Regions from separate parts of the Homo sapiens genome. Here region 2 is linked to region 1. The links are chromatin contacts, found by POLR2A ChIA-PET in ENCODE. All regions are on one chromosome and are shown on one strand. The core of a region is the stretch at or near the end of the contact, and the rest is flanking DNA. Distances in the headings are between cores, read along the strand shown.

The links. ChIA-PET counts read pairs that join two places held with the same protein, here RNA polymerase II (POLR2A).
Region 2: POLR2A ChIA-PET joins it to region 1 with 20 read pairs in activated naive CD4-positive, alpha-beta T cell. The contact joins the promoter of MRTO4 here to the promoter of PLEKHG5 in region 1. POLR2A ChIA-PET finds 5 or more read pairs at or near these places in 2 of 52 experiments (AG04450 and activated naive CD4-positive, alpha-beta T cell).

What each region holds. Positions count from the first base shown.
Region 1 is chr1:6,490,417-6,494,947 of GRCh38, reverse strand. It overlaps PLEKHG5 (pleckstrin homology and RhoGEF domain containing G5), which reads left to right and starts at 3,281. Exons shown (of 21, transcript NM_020631.6): 1 at 3,281-3,311. RefSeq lists silencers at 3,991-4,070, 4,131-4,220.
Region 2 is chr1:19,249,128-19,253,637 of GRCh38, reverse strand. It overlaps MRTO4 (MRT4 homolog, ribosome maturation factor), which reads right to left and starts at 1,833. Exons shown (of 8, transcript NM_016183.4): 1 at 1,775-1,833. The coding sequence starts at 1,802. EMC1 (ER membrane protein complex subunit 1) reads left to right here and starts at 2,114. Exons shown (of 23, transcript NM_015047.3): 1 at 2,114-2,223. The coding sequence starts at 2,129. RefSeq lists an enhancer at 1,696-2,201.

The DNA.
Region 1 (4,531 bases), core at 2,032-4,531:
CCCTCTGCAGCCTCCAGACCTCACCTCCAGCCCTGGCCTGCCTGGAACTTGGCACAGCTGACATTGGCATCAGCTGATGAGGGTCACCCAGCGTGCACGGGGAGAGTCTGGGCCCTGTCACTACTGGGACGCCCTTTGGGACAAATGGCACAGACTCACTGTAGGGGCAGAAATGCCTGAATTATCAGAGGCATAGAGAGCCAGTCAGGGAGGGCATCCTGGAGGAGGGGGCCTTTAATGGATGTGAAAACATGGATAGACAGAACAGAGGCAAGGGCAGTCCAGGAAGGGAGAGGCAGTGGTGGAGAGGAGGTGCGGGGCACTCAGATTTGGTAAGAGAAACAAAGAATAACATTGTCGATGATGATAATAATAACCACTACTGGCTGGGTGTGGTTGCTCATACCTGCGATCCCAGCACTGTGAGAGGCTGAGGCAGGAGGACTGCTTTAGCCCAGGAGTTTGAGGCCAACCTGGGCAATATAGGGAGACCTCTCTCTACTAAAATTAAAAAAAAGGCCTGGCGTGGTGGCTCACACCTGTAACCCCAGCACTTTGGGAGGCCAAGGCGGGCAGATTGCCTGAGCTCAGGAGTTCGAGACCAGCCTGGCCAACATGGCGAAACCCCATCTCTACTATAAATATAAAAATTAGCTGGGCATGGTGGTGGGTGCCTGTAATTCCAGCTACTCGGGAGGCTGAGGCAGGAGAATTGCCTGAACCTGGGAGGCAGAGGTTGCAGTGAACTGAGATCATGCCATTGCACTCCAGCCTGGGCAACAAGAGCAAGACTCCGTCTAAAAAAAAAAAAAAAAAAAAAAAAAAAAAATTAGCCAGGTGTGGTGGTGGGTACCTGTAATTCCAGCTACTGGGGAGGGTGAGGTGGGAGGATCATTTGAGCCTGGGACATTGAGGCTGCAGTGAGCCGTGATTGTGCCACTGCACTGCAGCCTGGGCAACAGAGCAAGACCCTGTCTCAAAAATAACAGGCCAGGCGCAGGGGCTCATGCCTGTAATCCCAGCACTTTGGGAGGCCAAGGTGGGCAGATCACTTGAGGTCAGGAGTTCGAGACTAGTCTGGGCAACATGGTGAAACCCCATCTCTACCAAAAATATAAAAAATAATTAGCCGGACATGGTGGCACACACCTGTAATCCCAGCTACTTAGGAGGCTGAGGCAGAAGAATCGCTTGGACCCTGGAGAAGGAGGTTGCAGTGAGCTGAGATCACGCAATTGCACTCCAGCCTGGGCAACAGAGCGAGACTCTGTCTCAAAAAACACCCAATAATAATAATAATAACAATTATTGCTGACCGAACATGTTTACATGCCAGGCGGGGCGTTAGGCCCTCCTGCTTGTCTCAGTGAAGCTTCTTGAGACCCTCAGGAGAACAGCGTTATTCTTATGACCACATGACTTGTAAGGAAACGGAGGCCCAGAGAGGTAGAGGAACTTGCCCACATCACACAGCATGATCGTCAGAGCCTGGCCTGCGTGAGGCTTGTCTGATCAAGAGCCCTATTCTTACTCTCCAGGATGTGACTAGCGTTTTGAAGGAGATGACTTCATTTATTCATTTACCAGACCAGCTCTGAGCATCTGTCGGTGCCAGGCCCAGTTCTAGGCCCAGGAGATCTCCAGAGAACAAAGGGGATGCCCTCCTGGAGGTGACATTCTAGCTGTGCTGGGAGGAAGGAAGGGAAGTGACCCTGGCTGGCCAAACTTCCCCCCAGGCTGCCCTGGCAAAGGACCAATTTCAGGCAGGGCTGGACCCTTCGGCTTCTGGGCCCACCCTTGATGTTTTATTTGAGGCTCTCCTGGGTGCTGGAGCTTCTGAGATGAATTTGCCATCTGTCCCCTACCTCCTGCCCCTGGAGTTCCCACTGGGAGGAGGGCTAACCAGGATGGGCTTCCTGGAGGCAACTGGAGTCCTGAGGATTAAAGAGGTACTGAGATGGAGGACAGCTGAGTGAGCAGGGGGGGACATTGGGGGCTATAAGGGGCAAGCGAGGCCAGGGGGCACAGGGAGAAGGGGACGGGAGGAGGGGGAGGCAGGCTGCACTAGGAGCACCTGCATGTCCAGATGAGGGGTCTGGACTGTGTGTCATGGAGACCCCAGGAGAGAAATGGCCCCTCCCCAGGATGAAGATATGTAGAGCAGTCCACACCTCTGAGCTCCAGGATCAAACCTACTTTTTTCCAGCTGTGCGACCCTGGGGAAGTCACTACACTTCTCTGAACCCCAGGTTCCTCATCTGGAAAATAACCCGGCAGCGAGGATTAAAAGAGGCCCATATATAACATGCTTAGCATAGAGCCTAGCACAGCGTAGGTGTGCAAGGTGTCCTGGGAGTGGGGGTAACAAAGTCACCTCTAGACTTTGGGTGTGCCCTCCGTACCTGCCCTGGGATCTGAGACCTCCCCAGGCTCCATCCCAGCTTCTTGCACACAGGTGGAGCTGTGAGTTTGGGGAGATGGAGAAAGGCCGGGAGATCAAGGCAGACTAATGATATTGTGGGTTCCCCCTGCCCTCCTGTGAGGTGGCCACGGGACAGTGTGTGGACTCCCCAGCTCCTTGCTGGGCTCCACTGGGCACTGTTCGAGGTCTAGTCAGGGCGTCCCAGGTCACAAGGGGGCATGGAGGAGGACACTTGTGGCCCTGGGCCACAGGGGACATTGGGCACCACATGTGAGGGTGTTTATCATGGAGGAGGTAGTGATTCCAGCAGCCGCCATTGATCCAGCACGTACTGTATGCCAGGCCCTGCCTTAGCGCCTGGCACAGAAACCTCATCTGGCCGCCTCCCCCGCTGCGGTGGGGCCTACCCCATCTCCGTTTCCTAGAGAGGGCCCTGCAGAGTGGCGAGGTAAAATGACTTGCCAAGCAAGGCAAGATCAGGACTCAAACCAGGCCTCTCTGTCAGAGCCTCCCATTTCCTCAGAACTCTCAGGAGGAAAGGGAGGTGAATTTTTCTGCACAGCTCCCAAAGGCCTTGACAGGGAGGTGGGGTTCAGCACACTACAGGAAAGAGTTTCCAGCAGCTGGAGCTATCCCCGAAGTGGAGGTAGTGAGCACCCCATCACTAGACATATGCAAGAAGAGACAGAAAGGGAAGCGTAGAGGGGATTGCAGTGTGGAGTGGAGGTTGGATGGGAGGACTTCAGAGTTCCCTTGCAGCTTAACAATGGCCTGTGAGGTGGCAGGGATGAGTCAGGGTATGCGTGTGTGGAGGGAGGGGTGGTGAGATGAAGACCAGGGAGAGGAAAGGGTGGACCTGAGGCCCCCATGGAGAAGGGACGGGCAGGATGTGAGTAATGGGAGAGGCAATCACCTATTCTCCTGGGCAATGCTTTGGGGGTGAGCAGCGGCAGACCAGGATGCCCCAGGGAATGGCCAGGTTTGGGCCATCTCTGGAAGTGACTGGTCCCCGGAGAGAGGTGGTGGGGCTATCTGCAGCTGAAGAAACGGGCAGGGCCAGAGAAACAATGCAAGGGGACTCCTGGGTTTTGGCTAAGTAGTTTTGGGGGAGCAGGTGAAGACGTGGGGATCCCTGGCCCAGCCAGGAGCTGCCCTAGTATAGGCCCAGCCCCAAGGGTTGTGTGGGGCAGTCTGGAGGTTTTGGCCTGGGAAGGGGTCGGGGGAAGGCTGTATAAAAAGCTTGAAAGTGCGGAACAGGTTGGTGGACCTGAACTCCACCTCCTCGAGTGGGCCCCCTGTATCCACACCCTTCCCAGTCCTGAGCCCAGAGTTATTCTAAACTCCCGCTGCTGGGAGAGGGGAACTGGGAACCACTAAATGGCAGAACAGCACCCTTTTCCGGCCATATCACCTGGGCCAGAAAAAAAAAAAAGAGGGGGCCCAGAGAAAAGCGGGCTGTTTCTGGGGCACCGCGGAGGCCGCAGATCAGAATCCAGCTTTTTACAATAGAGCGGAAGCGAACCTGGCTCAGGGCGATTCCGGGGCGGGCTAGGCCTGCGGGTCTCTCTGCCTGGTCCCCCGGGGCTTTTCTGTCGCGCGGAGGCTTCCTGTCGCGGGCCCTGGTCCCCCCTAGCCCCCTTCCGGGATGGGCGAGCTCCCGTCTTCAAGCCCAAGTTAATGACCAGGGACTTTGAACTTTTTGGAGATCTGCAAAGGGCTGGCCCCTCGGGGACAGTGACGCCCCCCACCCCCTCCCCTGAGCCCGGATCCTGGATTACCCCAAGCCACCGCCCGGCCTCCAGCCACCTCCCTGGCTCCGGCGCGGGGCCCTTCCTGGGACCCCTCCTCTCCCCGGTCCCAGCCGGGCGGCGCCGTTGGTACATCCCGGCCGGTCCAGGTGGTAGCGCCCGCGCGGCTACCGTAATTCCCCTACGTCCCGCGCCCCAGTTTGCGCTGAGTCGACTGAGCCCGTCCCGCGGCTCCCGTCCCCCTCTCCCCGCGCGCCCCATGAGGCTTTGGCAGTCTCGGCCCGAGCCTTAGAGCCTTAGACACCGGGGAGGAGACCCTGGTCCTGTTCCTAGGTGAGTCGCGGGGAAGTGGGAGCTGCGC
Region 2 (4,510 bases), core at 584-3,083, about 13 Mb before region 1:
CTGTTATACCTTTGGCTCAAGCCAGCATCACCCTGTCTTGGATTAATGCTGGTCTCACTGCTTCCATTCCTGCCCTCTGCCCTGTCTTCCCCAACTATTCTCACCAAGGCAACCAGAGTGACCCTTCATAAGTAAAGGTAAATCACATGGGTCCTCTGCTACTCACTTCACCTGGGCAGGAAAGCCAATGCCTTGCCAAGGCCGAGGAAGTCCTGCCCTCTCTGCCTAACTCCCTCCCCAAACTCTATTTGGCTCCTTCTGCTCCAGCCTCACTGGCCTCTTGTCCCAAACACGTCATATCTGCTCCCATTTCAGAGCCTTTTCACTTCAGGTTCCCTCTACTTGGAACAGCATTCTCCCAGATAATTCCACAGCTGCTCAATTCCACAGGTTGCTCGCTTCCTTTCTTTATTTTCTGCTCATTTGTCACTTCATCAGTGAGACCTTTCCCGACCACACTATACAAAATATCAACATCTCTTCACCCCATTTTCAATCTGATTTTTAGCATTTTGCGGAATATGTTTCTCCTAAAACGTTAGGCTCGATAAGAAATAGGCTTTCCTTGTGACTGCTGTATCCTCTAACGCCTAGAAAGTGCCAGACCCCTAAATATTTTTGAATATTCCAGGGAGCCGGGTTAAGAGAGAGGCCACCACAGCAAAGGTGGTCAAAAACGGTCTCTTAAGAGGTGCGCAAGTCGGGTGTAGTGGCTCACGCCTGTAATCCCAGCACTCAGGGAGGGTGGTTGGAGCCCAGGTGTTCGAGACCAGCTTGGCAACACACTGAGTCTTCTCTATAAAAAATAAACAAAAAAAACCTAGCTGGGTGTGGTGGCGTGCGCCTGTAGTCTCAGCTACTCGGGAGGTTGAGGTGGGAGGATCGCTTAAGCCAAGGAGGTCAAGGCTGCAGTGACTTATTTTATTTATTTATTTTTGAGACGGAGTCTCGCTCTGTCGTGCCCAGGCTGCAGTACAGTGGAGCGATCTCGGCTCATTGCAACCTCCGCCTCCCGGATTCAAGCGATTCTCCCGCCTCAGTCTCCCAAGTAGCTGGGATTACAGGCACCTGCCACCATGCCCATCTAATTTTTAGTATTTTTAGTAGAAAAGGGGTTTCACCATATTGGCCAGGCTGGTCGGGAACTCCCGACCTCAGATGATTCGCCCGCCTCGGCCTCCCAGAGTGCTGGGATTACAGGCGTGAGCCACCGCATCCGGCCTGCAGTGTTACGATCGCGCCACTGCACTCCAGCCTGGGCAACAGAGCGAGACCCTGTCTCAGAGGGATCCTATTAACTGACAACTAAGAAGGCGCAAACCATACGAAGATGTAAGCATGCCAGGCAGAAACAACCGCAGACACACAACGCCAGACACGGGAACAAACCTGTGCTGAAAGAAGGGAAAGGCAGCCAGGGTGGCGGGAGCGCAGGAAGATGAGAAAGGGCCGAAGTTGGGAAAAGTGGGCCGAAACGGCAGCAGGCATAGCCGGGGGCGGTGTTCAGGAGCTGCCTCCCGACCCAGTTGGCCTTGCAAGAGCACCTGAAACTAGGCAAAACGAGTCTCCGCTCCCCAGACCCGACCGGGCGTCAGCCACCTCTGGCGGTTTTACAGCCCCGAAGCCCCCATTCCAGCTCGCAGCGAGGCAGCGGAACACCTCGAGGATGTCCTGGCGTTCCAATCTGCGCCCCCGCCGCCCCGAAGCCCTCACCGCAGGCTGGGTAGCCAGCCCACGGAGCTCCCCCCAGGGTCCCGACTCCCCCTTCGCCCACCTTTCTTGTCGCGCTTGGATTTGGGCATCGCGCTGAATCCACGTGCGGCGGAAGACGGTGCACCCCGTTAGGACCCCGGCGGCGCGGGGGACTCTGGGACGGCCCTCGGGGGCTGCCCCTCGCGTGTGCCTGACCCAATGTGCACTGCAGCCTGCCTCTCCCTGCCAAGCCGCCGCCTGCGCTTTCTCCCGCGCCTGTAGGGCAACTTCCCGTGTGCCGAGGCAGTCCCTGAATCCCGAGCGTCCCGTCCGACCGAGGGCCTCGCGCGCTATCCCAGCTCTGTGGTCCCGCGGAGGCGGAGCCCGCGGCGCGGTGCATGCCGGGACGGCGGTGGGTGGTGCATGCGCTCGCATCATGGCGGCTGAGTGGGCTTCTCGTTTCTGGCTTTGGGCTACGCTGCTGATTCCTGCGGCCGCGGTCTACGAAGACCAAGTGGGCAAGTTTGATTGGTGCGTACGTGTGGAACATATTCGAGAGATAAGTGGCTGTTTCCCCAGTACCTGTCTCCTACCTGCTAAAGGTTGTCACTTAACAGGATTGGCCGCATAATTTGCAGGACCCAGTACAAAATGAAAACGTGGGGCCCCTTGTTAAAAAATTATTAAGGATTTAAAGTCGTTGGAAGCAGAGCCTTAAACCAAGTGTTAGGGGTCATTCTAAGCTGATCCTTGCGTGTAAGCCGGCCCTGCCATCCAGGAATGCTTGGGGTGCCGGTCAGAGATCACTGATCCCGTCCTCCCTCGTCAGGTTCGATTTTTTTGACTGTGAGGTTTCTGGTCTACCAGGTGTCAGAGGTCGCCAAGCTGTCAGTGAACTTTAATTCCTACTCGAATTGGTGTCTTGTAGGCAAGTGAACAGGAGCTTTCGTCTTAAAAGTCCTAAACTGAGTCCTTTTCCCCTCTCATCAACCTAGTCTGGCCCTGGGCTCACAGCAGGATTGCCCAAAACACTAAGCAGCTAGAATATGCCATTCACTCATTCATTCATTCACCCACCCACGTCTTCCTTAAGGCCCTGGAGTAGCTTGCTTTTGTTTGAATTTTACTAGTTAAGACTTGTGTGATCTTGGGGAAAGTGACTTAACCACTCTGTGCCTTGGTTTCTTTGTCTGTAGAATGGGTTTACTAACAGTCCGTTATCTCTTACAGTACTTGTGAGAATGAATGAGACAATCCCATTAAATTACTTAGCACAATGCCTGGCTCATTGAATGCAGTCATTAAGCGTTATCTGTTATTATTGCTATTTACACTTTATTCTTCAGGGCCCAGGTCAGATTTCTCCTCCTCTGAAGTATTTTCTGTCTTGGAAAAGTTGATTCGCATATATGTTGAGTACCTGTTATGCCAGACAGTGTGACAAATAAAACATGTTACATTTTTAATGATGTGCACAACTGTTCACAATGTCATATGTGTATGTTACACATATATATCGGGTGATATGTGTATCTAATTTTGCAGAATACTTGATATATGCAATTTTCTTAATTTTATTTTCATGAATGAATGAATGAATGAATGGCATTTCCTAACTGCTTAGTGTCTTGGGCAGCTCTGCTCTGAGCCCAGGGCCAGGTTAGGCTGATGAGGGGGGAAAAGGACTCTGTTTAAGACTTTTTTTTTTTTTTTTTTTTTTTTTTTTTGAGACAGTTTTGCTCTTGTTGCCCAGGCTGGAGTGTAATGGCGCGATCTCATGGCTCACCACAACCTCCGCCTCTGGGGTTCAAGCGATTCTCCTGCCTCAGCCTCCCGAGTAGCTGGGATTACAGGCATGCGCCACCACACCCAGCTAATTTTTGTATTTTTGGTAGAGACAGGGTTTCTCCATGTTGGTCAGGCTGGTCTCAAACTCCCGATCTCAGGTAATCCACCCGCCTAGGCCTCCCAAAGTGTTGGAATTACAGGTGGGAGCCACTGCGCCCAGCCAAGACTTTTTAAAATTTTTTGAGACAGGGACTCATTCTGTAGCCCAGGCTGGAGTACAGTACTATCATGGCTCACTGCAGCTTTGACCTTGCAGGTTCAAGTGACCCTCCCAGCTCAGCCTCCTGAGTAGCTGGGACTACTGGTGCACACCTCTCCAGTTTCTTTGTATTTTTTGTAGAGACGGGGTTTTGCCATGTTGCCCAGGCTGGTCTTGAACACCTGGGCTCAAGCAATCTGGCTGCCTCGGCCTCCCAAAGTGCTGGGATTACAGGTGTGAGCCACTGCACCTGGCCTACAGTTTTCAGATTGAAAAATAAATGAAGACATACAGGTATGCATCACTTAATGATGGGAATACATCCTGAGAAATGCCCTCTTGTGCAAACGTTGTAGCATGTACTTATGTAAATCTAGATGGTTTAGCCTACTACACACCTAGGCTATATGGTACAGCCTATTCTTCCTAGGCTACAAACCTGTACGGCATGTTACTTTACTGAAAACTGTAGGCAATTGTAACACAATGGTAAATATTTGTGTATCTAAACATAGAAAATGTATGGTAAAAATAGGATATGAAAGATAAAAAATGGTACACTGGTATAGGGCACTTAACATGAATGTATCTTGCAGAACTAGGAGTTGTTCTGGGGTTAGTCAGTAAGTGGTTGGTGAGTAAATGTAAAGGCTTAGGACATTACTGTACACTACTGTGGACTTTATAAATACTGTGCATTTAGACTATACTAAATTTATAAAATTTCTTCAATAATAAGTTAACCTTAGCTTAATGTAACTTTTTTACTTT